3 separate regions of the Homo sapiens genome follow, and regions 1 and 2 are each linked to region 3. Evidence: chromatin loops called from intact Hi-C (ENCODE). Cell type or tissue: mammary epithelial cell. All regions are shown on one strand. Each heading gives the region's core, and the rest is flanking DNA. Links, peaks and the distances in the headings are about the cores only. Region 1 overlaps BALR6 (B-cell acute lymphoblastic leukemia associated long RNA 6). Region 2 has its middle 98 kb from the start of TBC1D5. Region 3 has its middle 130 kb from the start of SATB1.

The links. Peaks named below come from ENCODE experiments on the same cell type or tissue, not always from the same donor. Only the 100,000 strongest peaks of a DNase experiment are listed, where the experiment ranks them.
Region 1: it touches region 3 in a loop (6-fold over the local background); 8 of 110 quality-filtered maps call a loop at or near these places.
Region 2: it touches region 3 in a loop (9-fold over the local background); 4 of 110 quality-filtered maps call a loop at or near these places.

What each region holds. Positions count from the first base shown.
Region 1 is chr3:17,975,231-17,985,345 of GRCh38, forward strand. All of the region lies in intron 1 of BALR6 (B-cell acute lymphoblastic leukemia associated long RNA 6), which reads left to right. Among named protein-coding and RNA genes, the nearest start is that of BALR6, 18 kb to the left of the region's middle. In mammary epithelial cell, for the core only: a CTCF peak has its summit at 4,242 (motif pointing left); no DNase peak of the experiment used is centred there.
Region 2 is chr3:17,835,503-17,845,617 of GRCh38, forward strand. No RefSeq gene overlaps it. Among named protein-coding and RNA genes, the nearest start is that of TBC1D5, 98 kb to the left of the region's middle. In mammary epithelial cell, for the core only: a CTCF peak has its summit at 5,915 (motif pointing left); no DNase peak of the experiment used is centred there.
Region 3 is chr3:18,291,155-18,301,269 of GRCh38, forward strand. No RefSeq gene overlaps it. Among named protein-coding and RNA genes, the nearest start is that of SATB1, 130 kb to the right of the region's middle. In mammary epithelial cell, for the core only: a CTCF peak has its summit at 4,283 (motif pointing left); a DNase peak (open chromatin) is centred at 4,207; H3K27ac peaks cover 506 bases.

The DNA of each region.
Region 1 (10,115 bases), core at 756-8,755, 320 kb before region 3:
GTAGAGATAGGGTTTCACCATGTTGGCCAGGCTGGTTTTGAATTCCTGACCTCAGGTGATCCACTTACCCAAAGTGCTGGGATTACAGGCGTGAGCCACAGCGCCTGGCTGAATTATGTCATTATTCTATTTTGTTTTGTGACAAAATGAAATGTTACTTTACTTATGACAGAATTCCTCAGCTCAAAGAACTTTTACGAAAAAAGTAAAGTGATGAGCCCTGAGTAAAATTTTTTTTAAAAGGCCTAGTTACTCAAGCTCCATTAATCAGCTGATTTAAATAATTTTAGAGAGAGAAAAACACAACTTTAGAATATGAAAGCTGGACTCTTTATTGGGCTTAGGATTTTAAGATGGAGTACTATAGCCTTGGCCCTCTGACTAGCATCTCCCCTAGAATTTTGCAGAAATAATCACAATATGTAAAAATAATCAAAATGTGTAAAAATAATTGCAATAAGATGATAATTTAGCAGTAAAAGGAAAATTCCAGACCCAGTTTAATCAGTTAAAGTGTCTCTCTGGTTCTTCTGATTTGTTGTTCATTTATGCTGGGCAGCTGGACAATAGGATTTTGCATGGGCCACAAACAATGAAATAAAACAGCAAGATGTACTGTATTTTACTGAAACATACAATAAAGGGCAGCAGGGGACTAGTCAAAGCCCAATATTCAAAGACTAATTTTTTATCTCTACTTTATTTCCTAAACCAAAATGTTTTTGGTTATAAATATTGGATGAAAGCAAAATGTACCACATTTGCTAACATGGAGGCAATACCTAAACCTACTTTTTATAAGAATTAAATTAATATCATGTAAGTAGTTTTATAGTTTTAGCATTTTATTATTATTTATGTTCTAACTGCTCTGCATAAATAGAACTGTTTCTTGCTTCTTTTTTGTTTTTACTACTAATAAAAAGTAATAGGTATAATAATTCAGGGACTGTTTGCATTTCAAGGCATTTTCTGTTTGGTCTTGGTGGCCTGTGGAAGGAGACATACCCCAAACCAGAGTGTAAGAAGCTTTAATAACAAACGTAGGAAGCACTTCTACGGAGCATTAGATGTTTAGGCAAGGATGTCTAAAACAAACATGGACAAATCAAGGCTTTAAAATTGTTCAACAAAAGCCAGCCCAACTAATGATTGCATTGTGTGAGCAGAAATAGATATATGTTAACTCCCAGCTTCGTTCATGTATGTCTGGCAATTGCAGAACATCCATATATTTATTAATAAATATCTTCCCTATTTACCTGCTGATTTCTCGGAACACTTAAGAAAGAGAAGAAAATAGCTTTATTTGTGACGGGCAGGAAGGCGATTTTTAACCACAACAACCGTGCTTTCTTATATTTTCTTAAAAAAGCCTTTTCAGAAGTAAGAAGTAACAGGAGATACTTAAGTGGAAATCAGAAAATTGAAATCATTTCCTTGTGAAAGTCAGAGGTTTGTGATTTCTTGAGGAAATTATGTAGAAATTCATGCTTGGAAATCTGGAAAACTGGACTAGTAGCTAAGACCATGTTCCTTGTGTGGACAGATCTAGGGCTATATTTTAATGCCCTTATGCCTCAAATCCCTTACTCCTATCACTTCTTAAGTATGTAGACAGCACAAACAACCCCTGCAATGCAGGTGCCTCCTAGCTTCTTCTCTCCCAAAGAAAAGAACACAAACTTACTTTTTTCCCCAGAGAGATTTTTGTGTTATAGTTAAGAGAGTTACATAAGTGTACAGTGGGAGGCTATGCAACCATCCAAAGGAATACTCATCAAGGATTTTTAGTTACATGGAAAATACTGATCCTATGATCAGAAGGGAAATATATAGCATGCAAAGGTATATCCTTCGTGAGATCTCAGATAGAGAAAATGCATTGTAGAAAGACTAAATGAAATATACTAAAATATCAACAAAAATGGTTTTCTAGATGGCAGGATTATGGGTGATTTTTGTTATTTTATATCTTATGCATGGATTATGAAATGAAACTAATAGAAACTGTAAGAAAATAAACATAATGATAAAAATGAGAATTTAGAGTCTATTTTTAATGAATTATACACTATGTTAAGTTTTTATATACGTTTACAGATGAGGATACTAAATCTTAGAGGAGACATGACAAAATAATTTTACCCAAGGTCATACAGTTAGTAAACAGCAGTTAGAATTCAAATCCAGGATTTGTTCCAGGGCCTCATTTCCAACCACTGCATGGAGCTACCTTTCTGTTCTTCACGCACACTTTATGTATAAATAAACCATTGGAAGGTGTCATGAATTCTTTGCTAAAAGAGGCAGCTGTGTGGCTACTTCTCACATCATTCAGGAGCCTGGAATCTACTCTTTTCCTTTCACAAGGACTGTCACTTTTGGTGATTCTCTTTTTCTTTCTAAATGAAAGGCTCAATTTTTGTTCAAACCAAACCAAATGAGCAGGGCTTCTCAACACTGTCCTTCCAGGTTGTAACAGCTCCAGCCATTGACTTGAGCTTAACTTTTAGAAGCAACTTTGGCATGTTTTTGAAGGCAGAGTTTTCCCCAAGCTCTTGTGCTAACTTTTCGGACATGTTTACATCCTAACACCACTCCCGTTATCCCACAGTAAATATTAAGCCTGAGTCCTTCTAATTCATACCAGGCTTGTCATTCTTGCTGTAAAACTTGAAAAGCATCAAACCTAATCCCTTCAGAAAGAGGCCTGTTTTTACTTATGTCTCTTATTCTATGCATACTTTTATTAATCTCAACTTTCTTTGGAGCAACCTCTTTCAGACTAGGAATTCTAATACAAACACATTATCAGTTAAAATTTTCTGAGATTTTCATTTTGCTTCAGGAAAAAAAATTCTCTTTGGTGGTGTCCTAGGATCATCTGAATTAAGGTCAGAGGGCAACTCTGTAATTGATTCCATCCTATTAATAATTTTGAGGGAGCGTTTGAATGTTATGCTCTGACAAGCCAGGCCTAATTTTCATGGTTGCCAATAAAATGCTATTTGTAGTCCTCAGTGATGATACAAAATGATGAATGTAAATGATGGCCCAGATAAACCAGAGGACTGGACTACTGAAGGTGAGGTTTTCTTGGACTAGACTAATTTAGGGAAAGATAGCATCGTTGACAATCATTTATTCTGAAAACTTGAATAAGCGTTAATATTACTTTTGCTGTGCAGAATTTAGATAGCAAGTGCGGCACATTTAAAACATGGCCCCAAGTACTCTGCTCCTTCTCCCGCTGGAAAGGGAAGCCTTGTCCCTTCCCCTTGAATCTGGGTGGGCTTGTAACTGCTTCAACTAATGATGAACTGTCAAGGGCAGAAAATCAAAGCAATACCTTCCACCTGTTTCTCTTACAATTCTCCCTCTTGTTGTACTTTCTGAATCATCCTTCTTGGAATCCAGTTGTCATGCTGTGAAAAGACCCAGTCCACAAAAAGCCCTCGTGTAAGTGCTCCGGATGATAGTCCTAGCGAAGTCCAGCTTTCAAGTCATCCTAGTTCAGGTGCAGATATGTGAGAGAAAAAGCCTTTAGATGATTGCAACCCATAGCAGTTCAATTCTTCCCAGGTGCAGCTCCAGACACAATGGAGCAGCAACAAGCCATTCCCACTGCAGTCCCAAAGCCAACACACTGAGTCAGTGAGCATCATGGAACGGTGGCTGTTTCACACTATTCAGTTATGAGTGGTTGTTACACAAAATAGAGAACCAGAATAGTTAGCTTTTAAATTTTCTCTCCCATTCTTAGTTTTTCAAATAATGCCTTACTTGCTCTTACTTTATTTGCTATTAACTGAGAAGCCCCAAAGAATGTCAGAAGCATGTTGATAAAAAGATAAACATGATTAAGAGATTTTGGGGGGTGGGGCTGGGGATTGAGAAAGAAGAACATGTAACATGCCCACAAATGCTGGTACATATCTCCTGGCTTTTGTGGTATGCAAAAATAAGTACCAATATTTGGACTTGACAGAGAACTTTCAAATGCATCTCCTTGTTTGATGCAATAGAATTGTCACGAAAATCTTACAAAATGAGTATGATCATCATTATCATCCTTATTTTACAGATTAAGAAACTGGGGTTCAGAGAGGTTAATATATTGCCCAAAGTCACACAGCTGCTGGGGTAGGGAGGCTGAGGGGACCAGAACTCATGTCCCCTGGCCTCCCATCCCTTGCTGTGCCTGGCACCAGTTGCCTTACAAGAAGAGAACTGCTGCCCCTTTGTGGCAGCTGATCTTTCTTCATACTATCCAGAGCTCCAAACTTTGTAGGAAGCCAGAAGCGTCTCCTTTGTTGAACAGTGCCAAAATAGCAGCTCTGTAAGTTTCCACTCAGGGATGGAGGGGTGGAAGAGAGGGATACCAGCTGAGCTTTCATTATTCTGGGAAAAGCACAAGGACTTCTGAGGATTCTTAGTGCAGACCTCATGCCTTCATCCATTGTGCATCATTTTTAGAAGTTTGATTATTGAAAGTTATCTTCTATGTCTCTGCTTAACATATTCAATCTTTTCTCTAGCTTCTTGAACATATGAAATGCAGTTATACTATCTGTTTTCATGTTTCTGTCTACTAATTCTATCATCTGTGTCATTTGTGGGTCAGTTTCAATTGGCCCAGATGGGTTGCCTTTTCTTGCTACTTTGTGTGCCTGGTAATTTTTAATTTGATGCCTATTATTGTGAATATTACCTTGTGAATATTTCTACATTTTTGAGCGTTGTTCTGAGATGTGGTTGAATTACTCAGAGCTAGTTTTATCTTTCCAAATCTGGCTTTTAAGCTTTTTTAGGTGAACGAGAGCTGCACTTCAAGTAGGGTTAATTCTTCCCTGTTACTGAAGCTCTGGGCACTAGTTCCTCTAATCTCTGGACACACATGCACTGGTTAGTCTCAAATGAACACTCCAGGGGACCCTCTGCAGATCTTCAGAGTCCTCTGTCTATACAGAACTCTCCTCTCGGGCAGTCTGCCCTATGAATTCTAGCTTCCCTGGCTTCTGTAGACTCCCAGTTCTGTCTCCTGAACTCAGGGAGACCACTGGACCCTGCCTGGATTTCCCCTCCCTGTACCATGGCCCAGAATCTTTCTTTAGGCAGTAAACTGGGACAATTGTAGGGGGCACTTCACTTGTTTTCTGTCTTTCAGGAGTCATTGCTCTTTGTTGCCTGATGTTCAATGTCTGAATCCTTATTGTTTCATGTATTTTTTCCATGTTTTAGTTGTTTTAGGTAGGAGAGTAACTGGAAGTCCTGTGTGTCTCAAAGACTCAGAAGAAAACACAACCATTGACAGATGGTTGAAATTGGACCACTATTTAGAGATCAGTCTTGTTCTCAACTGTTTTCCTTCTCTCTGGAACCCTGCCTTCAGGACTATTGAATGGGACCAATTTGTAGGTGCTTTAAATATTTCAGTCACCAAAAACCCTCTTGGATACTATTTGAGGCCAATTCGCCCACTTTCCAATGCTAAGATTACCACATCAGATTACGTAAAGTGTGTTGTATACTTTATGGCTAAATGCAAATGCTAATTCATGCCTTCAGTGGGAGAAAAACATTCATTTTCCTTTATTTATACTTTACTTTTGATATTTAGGCTTTTGTTTTTGGTGCCTTATGGTCTGTTAAGTATTTGTCACATGTATACTACTTGCCTAGTGTTTTTTAAGTTACACTGCAGCCTGACTTTAAAATCTTGTTTTTGAGACAATACTTACACAATTAGAAGTCTCTCTTATCCCTTGCATTAAAATCAGTTGCAATTCCTCTGCACTTTCACAGTCTCCTCCTCATACCTCTCTCGCTTAGTCACTTTTATTGTAGGAATAGAAGCTCACTTACATGGTGATGGGTGTCATGGAGTTCCAGAGGAGGACGAACTGGCCCTCATGCAATCTGGAAATGATTCCAGGCAGCTTTTTGGCAGGAGCTCCTGCATCTGTCCTGAGGAGCCCACCATCAATGTGACTCCACCTCTTTGTGTATGTCAGTTGATCTCAGGTTGGGTTTCCTGAAAACATACTCTGAGATGTAAATGGGGGTACAGAAAATTTTAAGGGTGGTGCTCTTGGGACTGATTCCTGTGGGGAAGTGAAGGAAACAGGATTGCACGGAAGGAGAAGTTGGCCTGCAATGCAGTAGCACAAAGCCCTTAGCTGATCCCATGGGGAGCTCTGGAGCTGTGATGGTTCTTTGAAGTTGTCTTAAATTGAGGGAAGAGGGGCCGAGTCTTTGTATGTTCCCCATCCACCAGTCCTTGGAGGCAGGCTGCCCCTGAGAAGGGGTTGTAACCATGGGTGGGGTGCTGAGGGCACCCCAGGGAGGGGCTTAATTGAGACTGTCAGTCTCCTGCACTCCCAGAGCTGGGGGAATGAGTACTTCAAACAGGAAGCCACCTAATTAGATTTCGGAGTCCTGGGTAGTGATTTTGACTCCACTATTTATTAGCTACTTATTAGCAATGAGAATTTGGGCAAAATCATTTATTCATTAAGCTAGTAGTTTTGAAATGTCTAGCACATGGGAATACAGAGGTGATATGGTCAAGTTTTGAAAAAACCCTGCCCCTATGGAACCCACAGTCTTATTGAGGAAGAGAACTGTCATAAGCAATATAAAGTAATGTAAGTAATACAAAATTACTTTAAAAAAGTGCTTCTCTAACTTTAATGTAGAAACAAATCATCTGGGATGCAGATTATGGATGAGTCTGTTGGTCCAGGGTGGAGACTGAGATTCTACATTTCTAATAAGTTCCCAGTTGATGCTGATGCTGCTGGTCTAGGACCACACTTTGAGTAGTGAGGTTCTAAATACAGTGAATTAGGAGGGTCTGGTAGAGGGAGAGGAAAGCTGGTTTAGATAGAGTGGTCTGTGTGAGGGGGGGATGTTTGAATTGAGACCCCCAAAATGTGAAATTGCTTCATCTGTCTTATTTTCTTCTATTATAAAATGGGAATAATTATAACAAGTCTGGCACATTGTAGGCACTCAACAAATATTTACTATTATAGAGGTTCTTGCTGGCTCTTCCCGACCCATCATGATTGTCCTGCCTCCTTCTACCTCATGACCTTTCATCTTTTACTCTTGCTGCCATGTTCCTAAGAACAGGTGTCTGATTGGCTCAACCCCATGTGGGGAGACTGCTTTAGGCCCAGGCACTTCATAGGCTGCTGACCAGCCTACCAATTGGCTATCCTTGGCTTTGTTGCCCTTCACTGGTCAAACAGCTACAACTGGAGGACTACAGGGTCATATGGTGTGAACAGAGCTGCTTAAAACTGCCCCCTTAGTGAAGGCTGTAGCCACGCACTGAGGCTAATGTTTAATATGTGTGACCCATTAGATCACGGGGCCCATTTGACTAGGGCTAGCTAGCTGTTTGTGGATTTATTTCTTGTAATGGGTTATGAACTCCTTCAGGGCAGAAACCTGTTTTTCCTGATGCCTGGCAAAGTGTTGGGCATACAATAGGAACTTACTATGGAGGTTTATTTAGCAATATTATAGAAGTTTGCCATGTGGGCTCCCATGGTCCAAGGAAGGTTGGGAGGAGGAAGCTGACAGAGAGAAGGAATTTTAAAGATGAGGCTTTCAATAAGTGGAGAGAAGGAGAATGTTCACAGAGACAGACACATAAGCAAAAGTTTGGTGGGTGAAAAGACCGACATTTTAGGGAAACAAACAATGTGTTGGCTTTTTCAAAGAGTAAACTAAATTTCAGCAATATTTTTCCCCATTGCAAGTACCAATTGGCATTTTCTTTAAGGCTTCCTGTGAATTAGTCACCCTACTCTTGTGTGTATTCACACACGCACAAACACAAAATATAGTAGAGATAAAACATTCCATTTCAACATATTCCACTCATGTATTTGCTTCACTAGCTGCAGAGGTGCAGAAGTCCAAAGCCAAGAGTAATAAAAATGTATTAAGAGGCAGCTTGCACAGGAGGTGGTTTTTTGCAAGGGTTCACAGATCTTATTTTAAGGTTGAAGCCCCCCAGATGTCCTTCCTCCTCTTTTCAACTGACAGTTGTGGTTGTGCAAGGACTACGGCTGGTCCCGGTGAACCGCCAACCAGGCTCAAACAAACAGCCACTTGTGGCTGTGGATTTCCTCTTGGCTCTGCCTGGAGGCAGCAGTTAGTATTGAGGGAGTTTAGGGGCTGGAGGCTGGGGTCAGACTGCAAATGGTGCTAATTCTGACTCCAGTCACCCCCACAACCCCCATTTTTCATTACTGTTGTGACAATTTTAGCTTCTTTCTTAAACACAAATACTGCTCAAGGGAATTTTGGAGAAGATATCCCTTCCAAACTGGACATTACCTAACTTTTTAATGACTGTGACTCCTGATAGATGAGGATGCCTCTATTTTGGTCTTTGGGATGTGGTTGAAGTTTCCTTTCCCCATATCTATCAAGAAGAGTTCGGCTTAAAGTGATGATACAAACAAGAGTTAGGGGGACATGTTTAACCTATTTCAGATCCACTCGCACCTGAAAAGTTTTCTAACTAATCTCCCTCCCTCAAATCTTTTAGACTAGAATCGTTTTTGCTCACCACAGCCAGATTAATTCTGACATTTTCATCATGCCATTACCAGAATCTCAATGACTGCTTTAGCCTTTAGGATAAATCTCTTCTCGTTTTGCTCAAATTTAACTTTGCCTTCCCCATTCTGGCCACAAACTCTTTCCATCCTTGCATCCTGATTTTGTACCATCTGTAATCTAGCCAGATTGGTGAAGTCACTGTCCCTATAGCCCATGATTCCTATCTCCAGGTCTTTACCCATATAGTTCCTTATGCTGGCCATGCAGTCTCATTGTTCCTCTCTGAATTCACTAGTTCTTCAAGCCCAGCTTAAACCCTGCTTCCTCCAGCCTCCAGGATGTCTCTCCTCCCAAACTCTTCCAGCATCTCCTTGGACTCTTCATCACCAAATCTTAACCTTGTCTGTATTGTTTGTCAGCTTTTGATGTGTCTAGGTTCTGTTTCCTCAGTTTAGACTATAAACTCCTAGAGGGAGAAGATGTTTTACCTATTGCACAAAACTCTGTAGGTTGATGAATTGTGTGAGGAATGCTGTTAATTACAAATAAATTTTATCAAAAGCAGAATTTAAGGGTTTCACACTTGACAATTCTAACAATGCCAGCATCATATATACTTGAAATTAATAAACTAGCATATCAGCAGACTTTGTTCAGGCTGGTTTGTTTTATATAGTAGGACCGTATAGTGGAAAGATCTCTCCACAGGGGTCCAGAGACTGGGCTCTAATCTCATCTCTGCTGGAAACTGGCTCTGGTGTCTCTCATAAGTGGACCTGCTTCCCTGGGGCTCAGTTTCATTAAGCTGTGAATTTCAGAGAATATTATAATCCCAGTTTGAATTAATAGAAAGAAGGGGCAAGGCTGGGGTAGGTAGGGTGGCACATTTCTAACAATGTTGTTTGAATTTAAACTTTTGCCCCTGTTTTCCTCTATTTGTTTTCTCTTATGAGAATTGCCTTCTATCTCCTCTTTCTCTCCTTCTCTCTCAAATTAGGATTGTTCTCTCTCTCTGTCTCTCTCTCCTCTCCTCTCTCTTTAGGATTGCCTTCTCTTTCTCTTTCTCATTAGGATTCTCTCTCTTTCTCTCATTAGGATTGCCTTCTCTCTCTCTCTCTCTCTCTCATTAGGATTGCCTTCTCTCTCTCATTAGGATGGCCCTCTCTCTCTCTTCTCTCTCTCTCTTTCTCTCATTAGATTGCCTTCTCTCTCTCTCTTTCTCATTAGGATTCTCTCTCTCTCTTTATCTCATTAGGATTGACTTCTCTCTCTCTCTCTCTCTCTCATTAGGATTGCCTTCTTTCTCTCTCTCTCTCATTAGGATTGCCTTCTCTCTCTCATTAGTATTGCCTTCTCTGTCTCATTAGGATTGCCTTCTCTCTCTCTCTCTCATTAGGATTGCCCTCTCTCTCTCCTCTCTCTCTCTTTCTCTCATTAGGATTGCCTTCTCTCTCTCTCTCTTTCATTAAGATTGCCCTCTGCGTCTCATTAGGATTGCCCTCATTCTCTCTCTTTCTGTCATTAGGATT
Region 2 (10,115 bases), core at 985-8,984, 460 kb before region 3:
GATAAAAACAACATCCTGGTATTTCTAAGATAACCCTATGCAAAAATTTAAGGTAGACTTTATTTTATTCATTGTGTATACTTAAGAAACATTATAGAAAAATGATTTTAAATAAATGCATAACCATACTTAGAAACTTAGAAGTTTTATTACCTGTTTTTAAAAAATTATTTTTCATCATAATTTCTTCCTTTTAATTATAATGTATTCTGTAAAAAACTATTACTGCTTTCCTGCCTGTAGTTTAGCCTACTATAAATTTGATTAAGTTAATGTGAAGTTAATGGCTATATTTTAGATTCACCTCTTGGAATTTAATACTTTTATTGGAACAAAACTATTTTTGCCAAAATTATGTGGAACTAATGAAAAATTAATTGCTTTATAAAATGCTGGCTTTTATCTAAAACTAATAATTCTTGTACATCTCTTAATCCTCCTGCAAACAGTTGGCAGGAAATAGAATCTAAGTTTACCAGTTCAAATTCCCTAAGATCCTCAGAGTCATTTTTATTTTTGTGTGATCCAACCTTTTAACTTTTTCACAACTTTAATCTTAAAAAAACAGATTTCTAATTAAATTCAGGCATATTATTCCCCCAAAGGGGGAGTTAGAAACCCCAAGCATAACTTAGACTTGGGACCTCTGAGCTAACACTTTTCCTTTCTTTACAGTTCATGTTGGCATTTTTATATGTCTCCCTCTAATAAAATGTAATGATTTTTATCTTTTAAGTTGATGCCTGGGACTTTGCCTTTTATCTGTTGTTTGCTGTGTTTCAGTCCATAAATAAATCATGCAACAAAATAAATTACTTAATCCTGTGTTTTATGTGGAAACATATTAAGGGATAGATACAGAAGGAAAAACCACTTTATGCCTCGGAATTGCTCGCACTTTTATGATTTTGTGTCGCATTCAAACACTATCAAGGTGTCATATCAATAATAATTGTACACAAGAGCCACATTTGGAGATTTTTAAAGTTTTTGCCACTTTTTGATTAGGATATGTTCAAATAAAACCCCCCAAACTGTTCTTTGTCATCAGCATTCTCCGAGATTCTACTGTTGTAATAATAATTCATTCTACTATACAACTATTTAGCAGTAAGATTATTAATCCCCGGGTACTTTTAAAAATGAGACCACATGTGATTATTTTATTCCTTGTTTTATGCTTAGCAGTCCTTCTTGTCTTCTTTTAGTAGAAGAGGCTCTCTTAACACTCTGAAAGAGAAAAATAAAACATTACCCAACTTAATTTGTTTATTAAGCTTTTTTAGCCTGAAAGGGAAATAGTCCAAATTTCAAAACAGGTTTGGAGAATGCGATACGTGCATTATCGAGAAGCATTCTCCGCCACAGATTTCTCCCCTCAAAAATGTTTTTTTCATACAGAGAATGGACCCTTGTTTCTTAGGTTAATTGCTGGAATATGATGAGGTTTGGTTGCATTTTTAGTAATTTCCGGATTCTATTCCAGGACATTTGGGATAGAGCCCAAGAGCTTAGCATGTTTTCCTTTTTTCATGGTAAAATTGTGCAAATATGCATTAGAGTGTGAAAACAAACAGTCTAATACATTTTTGCAAAGCTCTTTATGTTTACTGTTTATTGCAGATACCAGATCGTAATTAAAATGCGCTAACAAAAGCCAAGATACAAAGAACAAAGATATAACGAAACTTCATCTTTATAAAATATTTGTGATTAATCCTGGGGGATGTATGGCCTCACAACATTGCAGTGGAATTTTAAAAGCTTCTTCAGCCATGCCAGGAAGGCGATAAAATTCAGTACCGTCAGGTGGTTGGAGAAAGACGAACCATGCCGTGGTTGTTTTGGGGTGCTATCTGCTTCTTAGAGAGGTTCTAATAATTCTTTAAGATCTTGAGGTTTTTTTCACTCTACATTTGAAATGAATAACAATCAGCTTCCAAGGAAAAGTAAACAAAAAAAGAGACATTAAAAGCATATTGTTTGGGAGAGATGAATTTAGATCTGTGTTTTTCAGTTGACATTTTCTATATGAGTGTGGGAGAAATTGCTTTTTGTTATTTGCATGTTTAGCAGAACTAAAAAGGTAGATGAGAATATGAAGGGCAGTGTCAATTAATGGAAAAGATAAGGAATTTGGAGTCACATCAACTTAAATTTGAGCCGCAGCTCAGCCACTTTCTATCTTTTGGATGTTAGGAGGTTAGTGATTTAACTTTTTTCTTGGAGTCCCAGTTTTTTCATCTCTAACATGGGCATAATAATAGCGATCTTACAGACTTGTCGTGAGCATTAACCAAGATAAGCTAGGTAACACACCTGTGAGAGGCAAATACTTTTATCTCTTCAAAAGGAGGTGCATACCACAGCATGTGGGTAAAGAGGGCTGAAGGATAAAAAGAGGAGAGTCCAGTGGATGAGGAACCTGAAACATCACTTTAACCCTATTCAATTTTGTTTGCATTTTAAAATTTTCTCTTGAGCGCTTTCTCCTTTCTATTTAATTATTATAGAAGGGCAGATTTCAGGGGAAGTGTATTTTGTATTTTTAAAGATTGAAAAAACTTGTGGAAATCCTTTATCTATTTATTGCAGTGCTCCTCAAAGTGTGGTCTCTGGACTGACAGCATCAGCATCATTGGGTAGCCTGTTAGAAATAAAAATTATTGGGCTTCACCCCTCGCAGCTACTGAGTCTGGTGGTGGGGTCCCATAATGTGAGCTTTAATAATCTCTGTAGGTGATTGTGATGCACATTAAATTTTGAGAACCATTAATGTGTTGAGGTTTGGGTTTTTTTTTTTTTTTTTTGGTCTTCTTTTCTCTGTAACAGCAACCTTAATAATACACACAGCCCAACACCTACAGCTGTCTTCCTTGCACATACTAAAGAGATCTTGGAGATAGTATATCACAGTGTTTAAGGACACAGTAGGTAGATCAAACTATTTTGACTTATATCCCAGTTTATTACTTACTATCTCTGTCTGTGTCTTGGGCAAAATTTGTAAACTCTCTGTGCCTCAGTTTCCTCTACTGTAGAATGGGGATAATAATAATATCATACCTCACAGGATTTTTGTGATAATGTAATACACTTGAGACAGTGCAAGACAAATAGAAAGCATTAGAGAAATATTAGTTATGATGTTATTAACCAGTCTAAGAAATGTCAAATCTCAAATTATGGTATCTTTTTTCTTTCAATTGTTCTTCATTTTTTCAACAAAGATTCGTCATCAGCTACCTACAAGCCAGGCATTGTGAAACGTAGTGGAGATATGACAGAGAGTGGAGAATGAGGAGAAAGATCCAATCTTTTTTTTTTTGAGACAGGGTCTCACTCTGTTGCCCAGGCTGGAGTGAAGTGGCATGATCGTGGCTCACTGCAGCCCTGACTTCTGGGGCTCAGGTGAAGATCTGCTCTTTGCCTGTATGATGCTTAGAGGGGGAGAAAGACATAAAACAAATTTTCAAGTAATTAATTAGCCACAATTGTGATGAGCGTCAGAGGGTCAGTGAAATTTCCCCCAGAAAATCTGAAGCTGAGCCCTGAAGGATGGGTGAGGGTTGCCAAACAAGAAGGTGAGGGCAAACGTTATAGGAGAGAGAAGAGCATGTGTAAATACCCTGATGGCTGAGGGCTTGGTGCTTTGAAGGTGCTGAAAGAAGACCAGTGTGGGTGAGGGGGCAAGACAAGACTGAACTTTATCCCAGGGGTATTGGACAGCCACTGAGGGGTTTAAGCAAGAATGGGAAGTGAGTTGTTTTTTAAGGAAAGATTCCTCTAGCATAAGGAGGGAGGAATGGATTGGAGGGTGCCAGAGATGCTGCAAGGAGGCCGGTGGTTGTAGCCGCAGTCTGGGAGAGATGGAATGGTGGCTTGGGTTATGGTATGGGAAGACATGGAGAGAGGCTGGTGAAACTAAAGTATTGGGACTTGGTGAGATATGGGGCAGGAGACAGAGGGAAGTGTCAAGGATGTATCCTCTGAGGCAATTTGCTTCAATAAAGAGCAACTAGAAGCAGCAGTTTTGGGGGAAGATCTTAAGTTCAGTGGAGTATGAGGGACCTGTGGGATGTCAAAGAAAATACATAGATTGGGCGGTTGGTCATGTAAACATGGACAGCAGAGAGCAAGAGACAGACCTCTCCAATAAAGGGATTGCTTGGTAAGCGTATAGTAACTGAACTGAAGGAAATGGATACAGTTATCCAGGCTGACTTTAGACAAGAAGGTCTAGGATTGAGCCCCACAAACCACCAGCATTTATAAGTCCTAGGAGGACCAGGCCTTAAAGGAAGAATGGCCAGATGGACGAGGCTGGGATGTCACAGAAGGTAAGGAAAGAGGGAGCGTCCAGATGTAGGAGGGGGTCAACTACGTCAAACAGAATGGGAACTGAAAGGTGTCTATTTGACTTGGCTATAGAAGGGTGTTTGTTGACCCTTGTGAGAATAGTTTTTGAGGAAAAGTGGCTTGTGGAGAGAGTAGGAAATAAGAAAATGGAAATCATGAGGTTAAACATATTTGGCTGTGCAGTAGCAAAGTAGAAAAAAGAGGATAGTTACAGGGTGACATAGGGCCTAAGGGGGGTGGTTATTTATAGAAGAGAGAGTTGCACATGTTTTAAAAATGATGGAGAAAATCAGGGAAGAGAAAGAAGTAGAAGCTACCGTGAAGAGGGTGTGTTGATGGTGGGAGTTTTTGAGGAAGCAGGAGGAGGAAACCATAGCAGAGCTGGAGGGTTTGGCTTCAGACAGCCATAGAAAGTACAGGCAGCTCCTCTATTGTAACAGGAGGTCAGGGGGATGGGGTGGGTGCAGATGCTGGTGGGTTTGTAGGTTTGGTGCGGGAAGTTGAGAGGTTTCTGTCTGGTGGCTTCTATTTTCTCTGTGAAGGAGTAGGCAAGGCCATCTGTTGAGTGTGATAGAGTAGGCGTGAAGGTTAGAGATTTGAGGAAAATGAAGATGGTTTGAAATAGTCTTTGAGAGCGGAAGAGGGAGGCAAGCAGAGAAATGTAACATGGTTATTGTGCACAGTCAAGAATCCAGATGAGCCTAGCGACTGAATTTCCAAAGGTATAGATGTGTGTCAGCCCCTGCTCCCCAGGCTGATACTAGCTGGGACACAGACACACAAGGGTCATTTACAACACAGTGTGAGGTGAGAGGTACAGGGCATGATGAGAGTTCAGAGGAGGGAGGCTTCTTACTTGGGACCTAAAGATAAGTAATCATTGGCCAGATGAAGAGATGGAGGAAGAGTGTATCAGCAGAGAGAGCACATGTGAATAGGCCGAGAGGCGCAGGGAAACACAACTCCCTTGCGGGGCTGAAGGAAGTTCACAGGTGGAGCAGAGGGTGTGAGGGAGTGGGGGATGCCCGTGGGAGTGAGTGCCTAGAAGAGAAGCTGGAGAGGACGAGAGTGGGCAGCTTAAATATGACCTAAGCTAGTGGATTGCCAGGTGTGGTTTCTGGACCAGTGGGAACTGGCAGCATCACCAACACCCAGGAATGTCAGAAGTGCAAAGTCTCAGGACCACCCAAGACCTAATCTATCAGAAACTCCGGGAGTGAGCCCAATGAGCTGTGTTTTACCAAGCCCTCCAAGTAATGCTGATGCGCATCAAAGCTTGAAAAAGTGTTTCAAGCAATGGGGAGCCATTGATTAGCCTTTTTAGCAGGGGAATGACATATCGGGGAGCAGGTTTATAAAAGTTTCTGACCACGGTGTGGAAAATGGTAGGTTCTGTTTGTGGATTCCAGACAGACAGCTCAGCAGGGCTAATCCCTCAGCTGTGTTACTGACGCTGGAGCTGGGTCTTTCTGTCAATGTCTCCAAGTTGACCAGAAACACTCGCCCCCTAGGAAGCTGCCTGATGCGCACCTCTCCAACAGCTCTCTGCTGCCCCCGTCTGTCCACAGACCGCACTCACGGTTCCCCAGCCCACGCTTCCCAGTCCTTGATTGGTGCAGTTTCAGCATTATCCTGACTTTGGACCCTCAGCTTTGTCAGAGAGGTGGGCTTGGCTACTGTCAATATATACATGAGTTAGACACTATCATTGGACATTCTTTTAATGGATGTTCTAGAAAGCCCAAGAAGAGCACCAATTAAGCAGTTACCTTGAGATGGCTTTGAGGCAAGCTTTGCAAATTTTGAGATGAAGCTGTTCCTTATATTCTCTTGCATTTCCAGAAAACATGTTTTTTTTTTTTTTTTTTTGATATAGAATACTGAAATTTCTCCTGAAAATCTCTTTCAGGGTCTGAAGGCAACCTGTAAGAAAAAAGGAATCTATTTGAAGGCTTTTTCTTCAAGATAATGAAGAATGTGACATTAGAACACCTGGTATGGAATGATTCCATCAAATCCTACCACCCATACCTCCCTTTACAATTAAATTTTCTTGGTGGTTTGGCTAATCTGCACTTCATTTCATTTGGAGATGTATAGAAGGATGATTTTCCTACCAGCACAGATTGGATTGGCATAGCTGCTAAAAGATCATAGAATCATTTTAGGGAGAGTGACATAGGCTGCCTTACATCCAATGATAACAATTCAAAGTAGTATAATGTCTCCTAAACATGAGCAAGGCCATATCTCCCAGGTTGAATGCCCCAAAGATGGGGTTGCATCGGATTTGGAATCATCCAGGGCGGAGTTGTAATCTGGTTGTGTGACTTTTGGCAAATTACTTAACCTCCCTGGGCCTTCATCTTCTCTTTTGTAAAATGTGTTGTTGTGATGATTAGATAGAATAACATAATCTAAGGTACTTAGGAGATCAGTAATTATTAATTTTTGTTGTCTGTTAGTATGTGATCGAAACTTCAGCCTTTGAATATTTCTCTAATTACTTACCAATTCAATTTATCAAAAATATTCCCCCTTTTCTTGAGCTCTTATTTCATTCTTATATGACTCCTTGTGTAGTGTATATATATCACAGAGAATATGTAGGCCATCAGCAACTTTACCATGTGCCACAACTGTACACCCACACACATACCTGTATTCATGGCCATTCTTACATCTTTCTCTTGTGTCTCAGAGAAGCATGGTGGGATTAGAATCTCCCCTACCCCTCCCTATTTTTAAACTTCAAAAGGAGCTCTCTTTCCACTACATTCTACATTAAGCTAAGAAATAGTGTCTGAGAAGCCTAAGAATTCCATGCTTATAATGTACATTGTAGTACTTTCATTGCGCTAATAATGATGAGTCACTGAAGACAGGATAATAAGAAATGGAACCCTGGAAAGGTTAGTAGGACAGCTCTAGAATATACAATGACTATGGTCAAGATTTATGGTAGATTCTACTCTCCCCAAACTAGACATCTCAGTGTGGACCTTCACTCTAAACTTGCTTTATTCCTTCTCTCAATATGCATATATTGATGACATTATTTTTAAAATTAGTACTGCAAACTATGATGTGAGATGATATATGATAGTTTATGGTAAGTGTCATATCAGAGATTTGAGGAGTAGGGGGGTGGTTAAAGAATCAGTAGGGGCCGGGCACGGTGGCTCATGCCTGTAATCCTAGCACTTTGGGAGGCTGAGATGGGTGGCTCATGTGAGGTCAGGAGTTCAAGACCAGCCTGGCCAACATGGTGAAATCACGTCTCTGCTAAAAAAAAAAAAAAAGACAAAAATTAGCAGGGCATGGTGGCAGGCACCAGTAGTCCCAGCTACTCCGGAGGCTGAGGCAGGAGATTTGCTTGAACCCGGGAGGCAGAGGTTGCAGTGAGCTGAGATCGAGCCACTGCACTCCAGCCTGGGTCATAGAGCAAGACTCCGTCTCAAAAAAAAAAAAAAAAAAAAAAAAAGGATCAGTAGGAGGAAGAGGACATTTGGGCCCAGAGTAATCAAACAAAGCTATCAGCTATACCCAGGACCGCTATACCCAGGACACTGAATCATAAATTTTAGGAAGGAGACAGGACTTGTTAGGTCATAACAACTGGGGAGAATTCTGATAGGTGGAGTGACAGGGGAGAATATTCCAGGTAGAAACATCGTGAGCAAAGCCATGGAAAGGTGCATCAACTAGCTATGACTGAGGGACAGTGGGTATACCTGTTTGGCTGGAGGGGAGTGGTAAGATAAGTACTGTAGCAAAAGTACATTGAGTTTGATATGGTTTGGATGTTTTCCCCTCCAAATCTTATGTTGAAATGTGATTCCCAGTGTTGGAGGTGGGGTCTGGTGGGAGATGATAGGATCATAGGAGCAGATCCCTCATGAATGGTTAAGCACCATTCCCTTGGTGATAAATGAGTTTTTGGTCAGTTAGTTCATGTGAGATCTGGTTGTTTAAGAATCTGGGACTGCTCCCTTCTCTCTCTCTTGCTCTTGCTCTTGTCATGTGATGTACCTGCTCCCTCTTTGCCTTCTGCCATGAGTGGAAGCTTCTTGAGGTCCTCACCAGAAGCAGATGTTGGTGTCATGCTTGCATAGCCTGCAGAATCATGAACCAATTCTATTATTTCTTTTCTTTATAAATTACCCAGTCTTTAGGTTTTTCTTTTTCTTTCTTTCTTTCTTTTTTTTTTTTTTTTTGAGATGGATCCTTGCTCTGTTGCCCAGGCTGGAGTGCAGCAGCGCAATCTCAGCTCACTGCAAGCTCCGCCTCCCAAGTTCACGCCATTCTGCTGCCTCAGCCTCCAAAGTAGATGGAATTACAGACATGCGCCACCACGCCCAGCTACTTTTGTATTTGTAGCAGAGATAGGGTTTCACCACATTGGCCAGGCTGGTCTTGAACTCCCAACCTCAGGTGATCTGCCCGCCTCGGCCTCCCAAAATGCTGGGATTACAGGTGTGAGCCACCATGCCCGGCCTTTAGGTATTTCTTAATAGCAATGCAAAAATGACCTAACACCATTAGATTGAGAAATAGAAGAGGAACTTGGGAGCCAGTGGGCATTTTTGAATAGGAAAATGACATAATACAATGTGATTAGAAATATCAACCAGTTTTCTGGGTATCAGCTAGGAGAACAGAAAGAGGTAGGTAGGCTCATTAGGAGGCTTTGCTAGAGTTCAAGCATGAGTTACAAAGGCTGTGTACAGATAAGCACAGTGTACAGGGAGGAGGTGGAACCAAGAGAATCCTCAAGGCCTGGTGAGGCCCTGGAGAAGGATGGGTGAGGAGTCATAGAGATGGTGTGGTAGGCAGCTTCAAAGATGGCCTCCAATGATCCTTGCCTCTTGGTGTTCATGCCTTTGTATAATCCTCTCCCATTGTGTGGGCTGGACCTAGTTACTTGGCAAAAGTGATGGGATGTGATAATACTTTTGAGATTAGGTTACAAAAAGACCCTGGTTTCTGTGTTGCTCAACCTCTTTCGCACTCTCACTTGTTCACTGTCAAGGAAGATGAATTCCATGCTGTGGATTGTCCTACAGAGAGGCTCACGTGGTAAAAGGACTGAGGGTTCCCCCTGGCCAACAGTCAGCAAGAAACTGAGTTTTCAGTTCAATAACCTTTAAAGAGCTGAATTCTACCAATAACCTGGTGAATGAACTTAGAAGTGCTCAAGTTCCCCACTCAAGGAAGTGGAGCCTTGAGATGACTGCAGTCCTGGCTAATTCCTCGATTACAACCCTGTGATTATAGCCTTGTGCTGCATAATAAATTACCCTACAATGTCGTGACTGAACACATATTTTATTATTTCACAAGTTTCTGTGCGTGGGAAATCTGGGTGTGGCTTGGCTGGGTCTTCTGGCTCTGTGAGGAGGCAGCAGTCATATCAAGGCTTGACTGGGAAGGATCCACATCCTAGTCTCCTCATGTGGTTGTTGGCAGAATTTAATTCTCTGTGGGTGCTTGGACTGAGGCCCCCAGTGTCTCACAAGCCATTGGCCAGAGGCTCCCCTTGGTTCTTTGCTATGTGAGCCTCTCCATAGAGTCTGTCACACTGTGGCAGATTGATATATCAGAGCGAGCAAGTGAGAAGACAAGAGAGAAAAGTTCTACTGAGAGAGAGTACTAGCAAGATGGAATTACCCAGTTTTTTGTAACCTTATCACAGAAATGATGTCCCACTACCTTTGCTGTATTCTTCATTAGAATATGCTAGAATGTGTTAGTCA
Region 3 (10,115 bases), core at 783-8,782:
ATTGGAACCACGTTGTACATACTGTTCTGCAATTTTTTTTCACCAAATGATAAATTGTGATTATTTTCCTATACCACTAAATATGCTTCAACAGTATGATTTCTAATGACTGCAAAGTGTTCTTTCACAACGAGACATTTTAATTTATTTGGTTTATCCTCTATTGTTGGGCATTCAAAGTATTTTATTTTTTGCTACTGTAAATAATACCGTGAGATAGTTCCAGGTTAAAATTCCATTCTGGCTGATCACCAGAATACAACTTTATCTAATTTCCAACTAAAACAAAACAACTATAAAGACCAGAAAATAATGAAAGCTCATAGAAACTCTAAAAATTTTGATTTATTAGCAATTAAACATTAGACTCTCAAAGGACTACTAATTACAAAGCAAAAAAAAAAAAAAAACTGGGCAAGAAACAAAACTATTTAAGTTTTACCTCATGAGATGCCCAATCTTTATCTCCTGTATTTAGTACAAAAGCCCTCTGAGAAGAAAAATGACTCTATGTGCATTCCCACTCTCCTTCCCCTACTCGGAATTCAAGATCTTCGCTAAATGGAACATTAGAAGCTATTCTTTGCACTACAGCTGTTTCTTCTTAAGAATGCCACTCTTTCCTTTTGATACCTCTTTTTTGTACACCACTACATAAACAGTTATACCCAAGGTGCAACTGATGAAACAAATGGGATGCTGGTGGTAATACCTCCCATCCTAGGATACGGAGCTCTATAAAGAAATCTGTTAAGTTAGGGGCAGAGATAGGAAGAATGCTGGGAAATGTGCATCAAAAAGTACCTGTTCACAGTATCATAAAACCAGACAGTAGCAGCAGAAGATGCCATATCAATAAAGTAAAGCTGCAATAGATGAGCACCTTCTAGGAAGTAGATATTGAACTTGGAGTAAACTCATCAACCTGCCCTTTAGTTGTTATGATGAACAAGGAATTTTGCCATCTGTCTGCAAGTGGACAGAACCAAGGGAATCCATATATCTTATTTGTTGACATATGACAATATTATAAAGAAAGTGAAAAGAAAGCACCAGTTGGCCTAAGAAAATAATGCCAATCTGGAAGGTTCAAATGACAAGTGTAACTACAAAAATTATCAGCTTCTAGTTCAGAAGAAAATCTTGAAACTCTTTGGCATCTTTAATTCATACAAGAAAAAATTACTTTGATGAAGAGGGGCTGAAATGTGCATGGTGAGAATAACCCAGGAAGAAAGCCAATAAGTTGACACAAAAAGACAACAGTATTAGGGAAAAACGGATGTGGATGAGATGTGAAAGTATTGCAGATATATTTAAAAATGCAACAGGGAATTTAAAATGATATTTGAGGTCAGAAAGAGCAGAGTTGGTGTAGAGCACAAACTTGGGATCCTTTACCAGATTGCAGAGGAAAAGAACACAGATATGAAAGTTACAAAAAAGATATAACTATAAAGAACAGAAAGCTGATCTATCTATCTATCTATGTATCTATCTGAATAATTAGAATTCATGAAGAAAATCTTAAGCAAATACAACAGAAAAAAACACCAAAAATATTATTGAGAAAAAGTCTTTCAAAAAAAAAGATTTCATGAGCTATTAATTTGCAGGGAAAAAAATCGGTGAATTCATACCCATAACTGAACTTATTCTGTGTGATGCTTTAAGAAAACATGGCCACATGTTATTTTATATTCTTCCCTTCAAGAGCTTAGTTTCTCTTCCCTTGAGAATGGACCAGATTTAGTAGTGACTTGCTTCTAACTTGCTTCTGGAAACGACAGTTTGTGACTTAGAGACTAGAACATAAAAGACACCACAGCTTCTGTCTCTCTCTCTCTCTCTCTCTCTCTCTCTCTCTCTCTCTGTCTCTCTCTCTCTCTTTCTTTTCACTTGCTTTGAGGGGAGTCAGCTGCTTTATAAAATAGTTCTATGTGGTAAAGAACAAAAGCATCCAGATGAGAACGAGTAAGGAACTGAGGCCTCCAGCCAATAGCCAATGTGAGTGAACCATCTTAGAAGTGGATCCTTCAGCTCCACGCAGGCCTTCAGATAACTATAGCTCTAGCCAATACCTTGACTGCAACCTCATCAGAGATGCTAAGTCAAAATTACTCAGCTAAGCCTCTACTGGATTCTGACCCACAGAAGTGATAACGAATGTCTGTTTTCATTAAGCCCCCAAATTTGAGGGTAATTTAAAAATGCTGAAATAGATAGCTGACATACCTTGCCATCATTTTAAAACTACCTATATATTATGTTGATGCAAAAATTATTATATGTAAAATATATTAAAAAGAGTTATGTGCTGATAATAAGCATTCTACCTAAAAGTTACTTAAGAGAACAAAAATAAAAATAGATCAGACTTCTCTTCCACAACACTAAATGGCAGATATCTGTAAATGCATATCTACTGAATTTGGAGAAAATATTCTGACTCAATGATTTTATATAGAGTTAAGACATTCTTAGATACTCAAGAGTTCTTAAAATACACCCCACATATGCCCTTCTTGGAAAAAATTGATGATATTTTAAAAATAACTTAGTAAAGAAACAACACTCAAGAAAAAAGATGGATACAAAAAGCAGTAAGTACTGCCAATTAACTGTAACAGTAAGTATAAAGCATTACAATATTATTGAAGACTAGCTATTAAATAATTATAATTGTCAATAATTATTTTCAAAATTAAAGATATAGTTGGTATATATCCATAGTAATATAGTATATATAATGTATAACTCTATATATAGTATTTATAACTATAGATATATATAGTGTGTGTATATATATAATACTGGGCATCTAAAATCTTATACTAAGAAAGACTGAAAAGTGAGGTATATGTGAAAAAGTGTACTGAACTTTGATTGATGTGGGGTGGGAAAAAACTCAAATTTTGTTGTTTTTCTAAGGTTTTGAAAATTAGAGAAATATAGATTAAATATGCATTTTGAAATTGTTAATTATAACTATTAATGGAATTAAAAATCAGAAGCTATCTTTACAAAGCTTGGAAAATATGAAATATGGAAATATAGTTTTGATAGCAAAAGTCAGAAAAAAGTGAAAAAATGACGCATAAAATAGATCACATGGATAAAATGATAGTTAAAAAGCAAATATTTATTTTGTAAAAAAATTAATTGATTAAAATACCATATTAAAAGCCAAGATTTATATTTGATCAAAACCAAAATCCCACTATCTGCTGACAATGGCATACATCAAAAACGGACACAAAGCTGTACCACTAAACATTAAAGTACAGATTAAAATATGTTTAATAAGTGCTGATCAAGGAAACCATATTGTTTAATTAATATTAGGCAAAGTAGAATTCAGTGCAACATGTAAAGGATGTCCTTGTCTTAGAGGGTCATTTTACATCAATACAGGATATATTTGGTAAAGAAAATGTAAAAATTATAAACCTCCCTGTACCAATTCCAATTACAACCACATATATAAAGTGAAAATTATTATAAATTAAATGGAATTTCAGGTATACTAAGTGCAAATTTTAAAAACATTTTCCCTAAAGTTGAAAAAAAAAAGCACACAAAAATAGTATACTTTGGAAAGAATTGGCAGTTTTAACTATTTTTTTCAAAGTTGAGTCTTTATGTAAAAAAGTACACAATAAGAGGCTCCAAGTTGGCTAACTAGGGGCATTTTATACTTGCTTCCTCCACTAAGAAGAACAAAAATAGCAAGTAGATAATCACACTTTAAATAGATCATCCAAGAGAAAACACTGGAATTCAACATATAAGTGACAGGCAATACCTAAAGCAAGGAAGGAGAAAGAAGCAAGGCAGCCTACTTGGCTGGCTTAGCTGGGAGCTGAGAGAGACTCCCCAATATGGGGGAAAGAGTGAGAGACCCTCAGCAGTCCACATTCTCACCCTGGACTCCAGTCCTAGCCATGGAAGAACCCCTCAACCCTCACAGGCCCTGAAACTAATGTAGGGAGCTGACAAGGAATTGTACCACAAGCACTGTGCCAGGGAGGAAAGCTTGTGCTGGGTCCCTCACATTCTTTGAGACCTAAGCAGCAATGGCAAGGTGCCATTTTAGAATTCCATCCCCAACAGGCTGCACACTATCCTGAAGCCCAGCAGCGCTGAGGCTGAGGTGCAAGAAAAGAGCTGGCTTAGGCATGAGTAACTGCAGGCTACCACACCCAGGGCTGAGGCATGAGTGGTATGCACACTCCCCACCTGCCAGTCTAGGTTGCCATCACTGAAGATAGCACTGCCCCCCAGTGGCAGAGCAGCAGCATGGCCACTGCCACCCCCTACCTGAACATTCCACTGATTGCCTAGGAATTACCCTACCCCTGCATACCATGGCCAGTTCCTATACACATTATCAAGGGGTCTGAGGGCAAGACAGCCTGCCCCAGCTTCATCCTTCCTTCCTCTGCCATGACAGAGCAGCACAGAGTTCAGGGACCGGGGGATTGCCCAGCCTAGTCCACCACCAATGGTACCTGAACACTCCTCCCAGGGACCTGAGGTTGGGCCTAAACTGGGCCACTATCACCTAGTTGCACTGCCACCTGTGGGCCTGGAGACTGACTTGTTCAGCCATTCAGCCACTGCCAGCACCAGCACACAGTGATCAGGAACCAGAGAGTTGTCCTACAACTGCCACTGCCATTGCCATTGCCATTGCCCATGCCATGCCAGCTTCTCTTTTAAGACAGGCACATTCTACCCATCACTGAGGCCCAAAGCCTGACCTATCTGGCATCCCAGTTGCCAGGAAAACTGCACACAGCATCTACTAATAACTGCACTCTAAGCCACCAAGTAAATATAAAATACCACTGACGCTGTTTACAGACAAACAAATCACGCAGAGACAACTCTCCTGCATACACCAAGAATCAAAGCCAGAGTGCCTTAGCCAACTAACACCATAGATTCATCCTTAGGAAAAAGTCCTTCCCTACAAAAGCAAATTCAGAAAACTGGAAGAAGCGACTTATACGCCAGATGCATAGATATCAACATAAGGACACAGGAAACATGAAAAAGCAAAGAAATATGACACATCCAAAGGAACAAAATAATTTTTCAGAAACACATCCCAATCAAAAAGAAATCCACAAACTCCTGGAAAAAGAATTCAAATTATTGATTTTAAAGAAGCCTAGTGAAATACAAAAGAACTTTAAAAACAGTACAGGCCGGATGCAGTGGCTCATGCCAGTAATCCCAGCACTTTGGGAGGCTGAGGAGGATGAATCAGCTGAGGTCAGGAGTTCGAGACCCACCTGACCAATATGATGAAACCTGGTCTCTTCTAAAAATACAGAAATTAGCCGGGTGTGCTGGCAGGATTACAATCCCAGCTACTGAGATTAGGAGGCTGAGACAGGAGAATCATTTCAACCCAGGAGGTGGAGGTTGCAGTGAGCCGAGATCGTGCCATTGCACTCCAGCCTGGGCAACAAGAGTGAAATTCTCTCAAAAAAAAAAAAAAAAAAAAGTACAAAAAAAATTCAGAATATGAATGTGAAATTTACCAAAGAGATAGATATCACAAAAAAGAACCAAACAAATTCTGAAACTGAAGAATTCATTGACTGAATGACAAAATACATTCAAAAGCTCCAACAATAGACTAGATCAAAAAAAAGAAAGAATCTCATAACTTGAAGATAGGTCTTTTGAAATAACCTACTCAGACAAAAATTTTAAAAAAGAATAAAAAAGGAATGAACAAAGCCTTCATGATATGTGCAACACCATAAAGCAACCAAATACCTGAATTATTGGTATCCCAGAAGGTGAAGAGAAAAACAAAAGGATACAAAAACCTATTTAATGAAATAATAGAAGAAAACTTTGCAAGTCTAACAAGAGATTTAGACATCCAGATACAGGAAGCCCAATGACACCCAAACAAATACAATGCAAAAAGGTCTTCTCCGCAGCACTTTACAGACAAGATGTCTAAAGTCAATGACAAAGAGAGAATCCCAAAAACAGCAAGAGGAAAGCATCTAGTCACCTATAAGGAAACCCCTAACTGACTAACCATGGACTTATTATCAGAAATCTGACAGGCCACAAGAGAATGAGATGATGTATTCAAAGTGCTGAAATGGAAGGAAAAAACTGCCAGCCAAGGATACTATACCCAGCAACAATATCTTTACTAAATGAAGGAGAAATAGTCTTTCCCAGACAAGCAAAAGCTGAGAGAATTCATCACTAGTAAACCAGCCCTACAAAAAATGTTCAAGGGAGTCCTAAACCTGGATGTGAAATAATGAGATTTACCATTATAAAAACACTTAAGAGTATAAAAATGGTAAAGCAAACACATAAATGAGAAAGAGAAAGGACTCAAATGACACATCCACAAATAACTGCCAAACCACAATAACAAACAATAAGAGAAAAGGAAAGGAACAAAGACTATACAAAACAATCAGAAAACAATATGACAGATACAAAACCTCACATATCAATAATAATCTTGAATGTAAATGGATTAAACTCTCCACTTAAAAGCTATAGACTGACTGAATGGATAAAAACCATGATTCAACTATATGCTGCCTACAAAATGTGCACTTCACCTGTAAAGACATGTAATGACTGAAAGTAAAAAGATGGAAAATGCTGTTCCATACAAACAGAAACCAAAAACAAGCAGGAGTGGCTATACTTAGATAAAACAGACAATAAACCAAAAACAGTTAAAAAAAAAAAGACAAGATCATTATATAATGATAAAATTATCAATCCAGAGAGAGGAAATAACAGTTCTAAACATATATACCCAATACTGGAACACCTAGATTTATGAAGCAAATATTACTAGATTTAAAGACAGAGATGGACTCCAATCCAATAACAGGGACGTCAACACCCCACTCTCAACATTAGTCAGATTATCTACACAGATAATCAATAAAGAAACATTGCATTTAAACTAGAGTTCAGACCAAATAGACCTAACAGGCATTTAAAGAGCATTTTATCTAACAATGGCAGAATACACATTCTTCTCCTTAGCACATGGAATGTTTTCCAGGACAGACTATCTGTTAGACCACAAAGAAGTCTCAACAAATTTTAAAACATATATATCAAGTCAACTATCTTCTCAGGCCACAATAGAATAAAACTATAAATGAATACTAAAAGGAAATTTGGAAACTATACAAATACATGGAAATTAAATAACACACTCATGAACTATAGTTGTCAATGAAGAAATTAACATGGAAATAAAAAAGTTTCTTCAAACAAATGAAAATGGAGACACAACATACCAAAACCTCTGGCATACAGCAAAAGCAGTACTAAAAGGGAAATTGATGTCAATAAATGTCTACATCAAAAATTAGAAATATTTTAAATAAACTATCTAATGATGCACCTCAAGGAACCAGAAAAGCAAGAACAAACCAAATCCAAAATGAGAAGAAGGAAATAAGTGATAGCAGGAAGAGAGAAAGAATAAAGACCAGAACTAAATAAAATGGAAACTATATGTATATGTATATATATATATACACACACACACACACACACACACACACACACACACACACACACACAAAGAATCAATGAAACTAAAGATTGGTTCTTCAAAAATAAATAAAATTGATAAACCACTAATTAGACTAACCAAGAAAAAAAGAGAGAAGACTGAAATAAAATAAGAAGTAAAAAGGAGACATTACAACTAATGCCACTGAAATATGAAAGATAATCAGAAATGTTGTGAATATGCACTAACAAGCTGAGAAACCTAGAGAAAATGGATAATGTCCTAGAAACATACAACCTACTAAGATTGAATCAGGAAGAAACAGAAAATCTGAACAGAACAATAATGAGTAGCAAGATTGAGTTTGTAATAAAAAGTCTTCAAATGAAGAAAAGCCCAGGACTGAATGTATTCACTGTCAGACTCTACCAAACATACTGAGAAGAACTAATACCAATCCTCCTCAAGCTATTCCAAAAAATTGGTCAGGAAAAGAATTCATGTGATATGACTGTGAATTCATAACTCATTCAATGAGGCCAGCATTACCCTGATACTAAAACCAGACAAAGACAACAACAACAACAACAAAATACAGGCCAACGTGTCTATGAAGATGCAAAAATCCTCAACAAAATACTAGCAAATTGAATTAACAGCACATAGGAAAGGTAATATACCATGATCAAATAGGATTTATACCAGAGATGCAACGACAGTTTAACATACATGAATCAGTAAACATGATTCATCACATCAACAGAATGAAAGACAAAAATCATATGATCATCTCGATAGATGCAGTGAAAGCATTTGCAAACATTCAACATTCCTTCATAATAAAAAGTCTTGATGAACTAGGCACAGAAGGACTATATCTCAAAATAATGAAGGCCATCTATGAAAAACCCACAGCTAACATCATACTGAATGGGAAAAAGTTGAAAATCTTTCCTCTAAGAACTGCAACAAGGCAAGGATGCATACTTTCACCACTCCTATTCAGCATAGTACTGGAAGTCCTAGTCAGAGCAATCAGGCCAGAGAAAGAAATAAAATACATTCAAATTGGAAAATAGGAAGTCAAATTGTCCCTCTTTGCAGATAACAGGATCTTATATTTAGAGAAACCATAAGACTTCACCAAAAAAACTCTCAGAGGTGATAAAGAAATTTAGTAAAATTCTAGGATACAAAATCAACATACAAAAATCCGTAGCATTTCTAGACACCAATAATGAAATAGGTGAAAAAGTAACCAAGAAATCAATACCATTTAGAATAACTACAAAAAATCTGAGAATAAATTTAACCAAGGAGGTGAAAGATCTCTACAAGGAAAACTGCAAAACACTGATGAAAGAAATTGAAAAGGACACAAACAAATGGAAAGGCATCCCATGCTCATGGATTGGAAGAATCAATATTGTTAAAATGAGCATATTGCCCAAAGCAATAAACAGACTCAATGAAATCCATATCAAAATGCCAATGTCATTTTTCACAGAAATAGAAAAAACGATATTAAAATTCACATAGAACCAAAAGAGAGTCAGAATAGCCAAAGCAATCCTGAGCAAAAAGAACAAACCTGGAGGCATCACACTACCTGACTTCAAAATATAAGGTTACAGTAACCAAAACAGCATATGCATCTAAAATTAGAATTAAAAATAAAATTAAAATTAGACCAATGAAACAGAATAGACTAATGGATCAGTATATGTAAATCCACATATTTAGAGCCAACCGATTTTTGACAAAGGTGCCAAGAACATACATTGGAGAATGTATACCCTTTTCAATAAATGGTGCTGGGAAAATTGGATATCCTTGTGCAGAAGAATGAAACCGGACTCCTATCTCTCATCATATAAAAAATCAAAGAAGATGGATTAAATACTTAAATGTAACACCCAAAACTATAAAACTGCTGGAAGAAAACATGAGGAAAACACTTCAACACATTGGTCTAGGCAATGATTTTATGGCTAAGACTGCAAAAGCACAAACAACTAAAACAAAAATAGACAACTGGGACTATATGAAACTACAAAGCTTCTGCACAGCAAAGAAAGCAATTAACAGAGTGAAGAGACAACCTGTTGAATGGTAGAAAATATTTGAAAACTATTCATCTGACAAGGGACTAATATCTAGATTATACAAGGAATTCAAACAATTGAACAATATAAAAACAAATAATCCCATTAAAAAGTGGGCAAAAGACATGAATGGGCATTTCTCACAAGAAAACATACAAATGGCTAGCAGGTATATAAAAAAATGTTCAACATCACTAATCATCCGGGAAATGTAAATAAACCACAATAAGATACTCATCTTACCCCAGTTAGAATGATTATCTAAAGGATAAAAAATAACAGATGCCGGCAAGGATGTGGAGAAAAAGGAACTCTTACACACTGTTGATGGGAATGTAAACTAGTTCAGCCAGTAAGGAGATTTCTCAACAAACTAAAAATAGAAGTATCATACAATCCAGCAATTCCACTACTGGGTATCTATCCAGAGGAAAAGAAATCAGTATAACAAAGGAATACCTGCACTCGCATAGTTA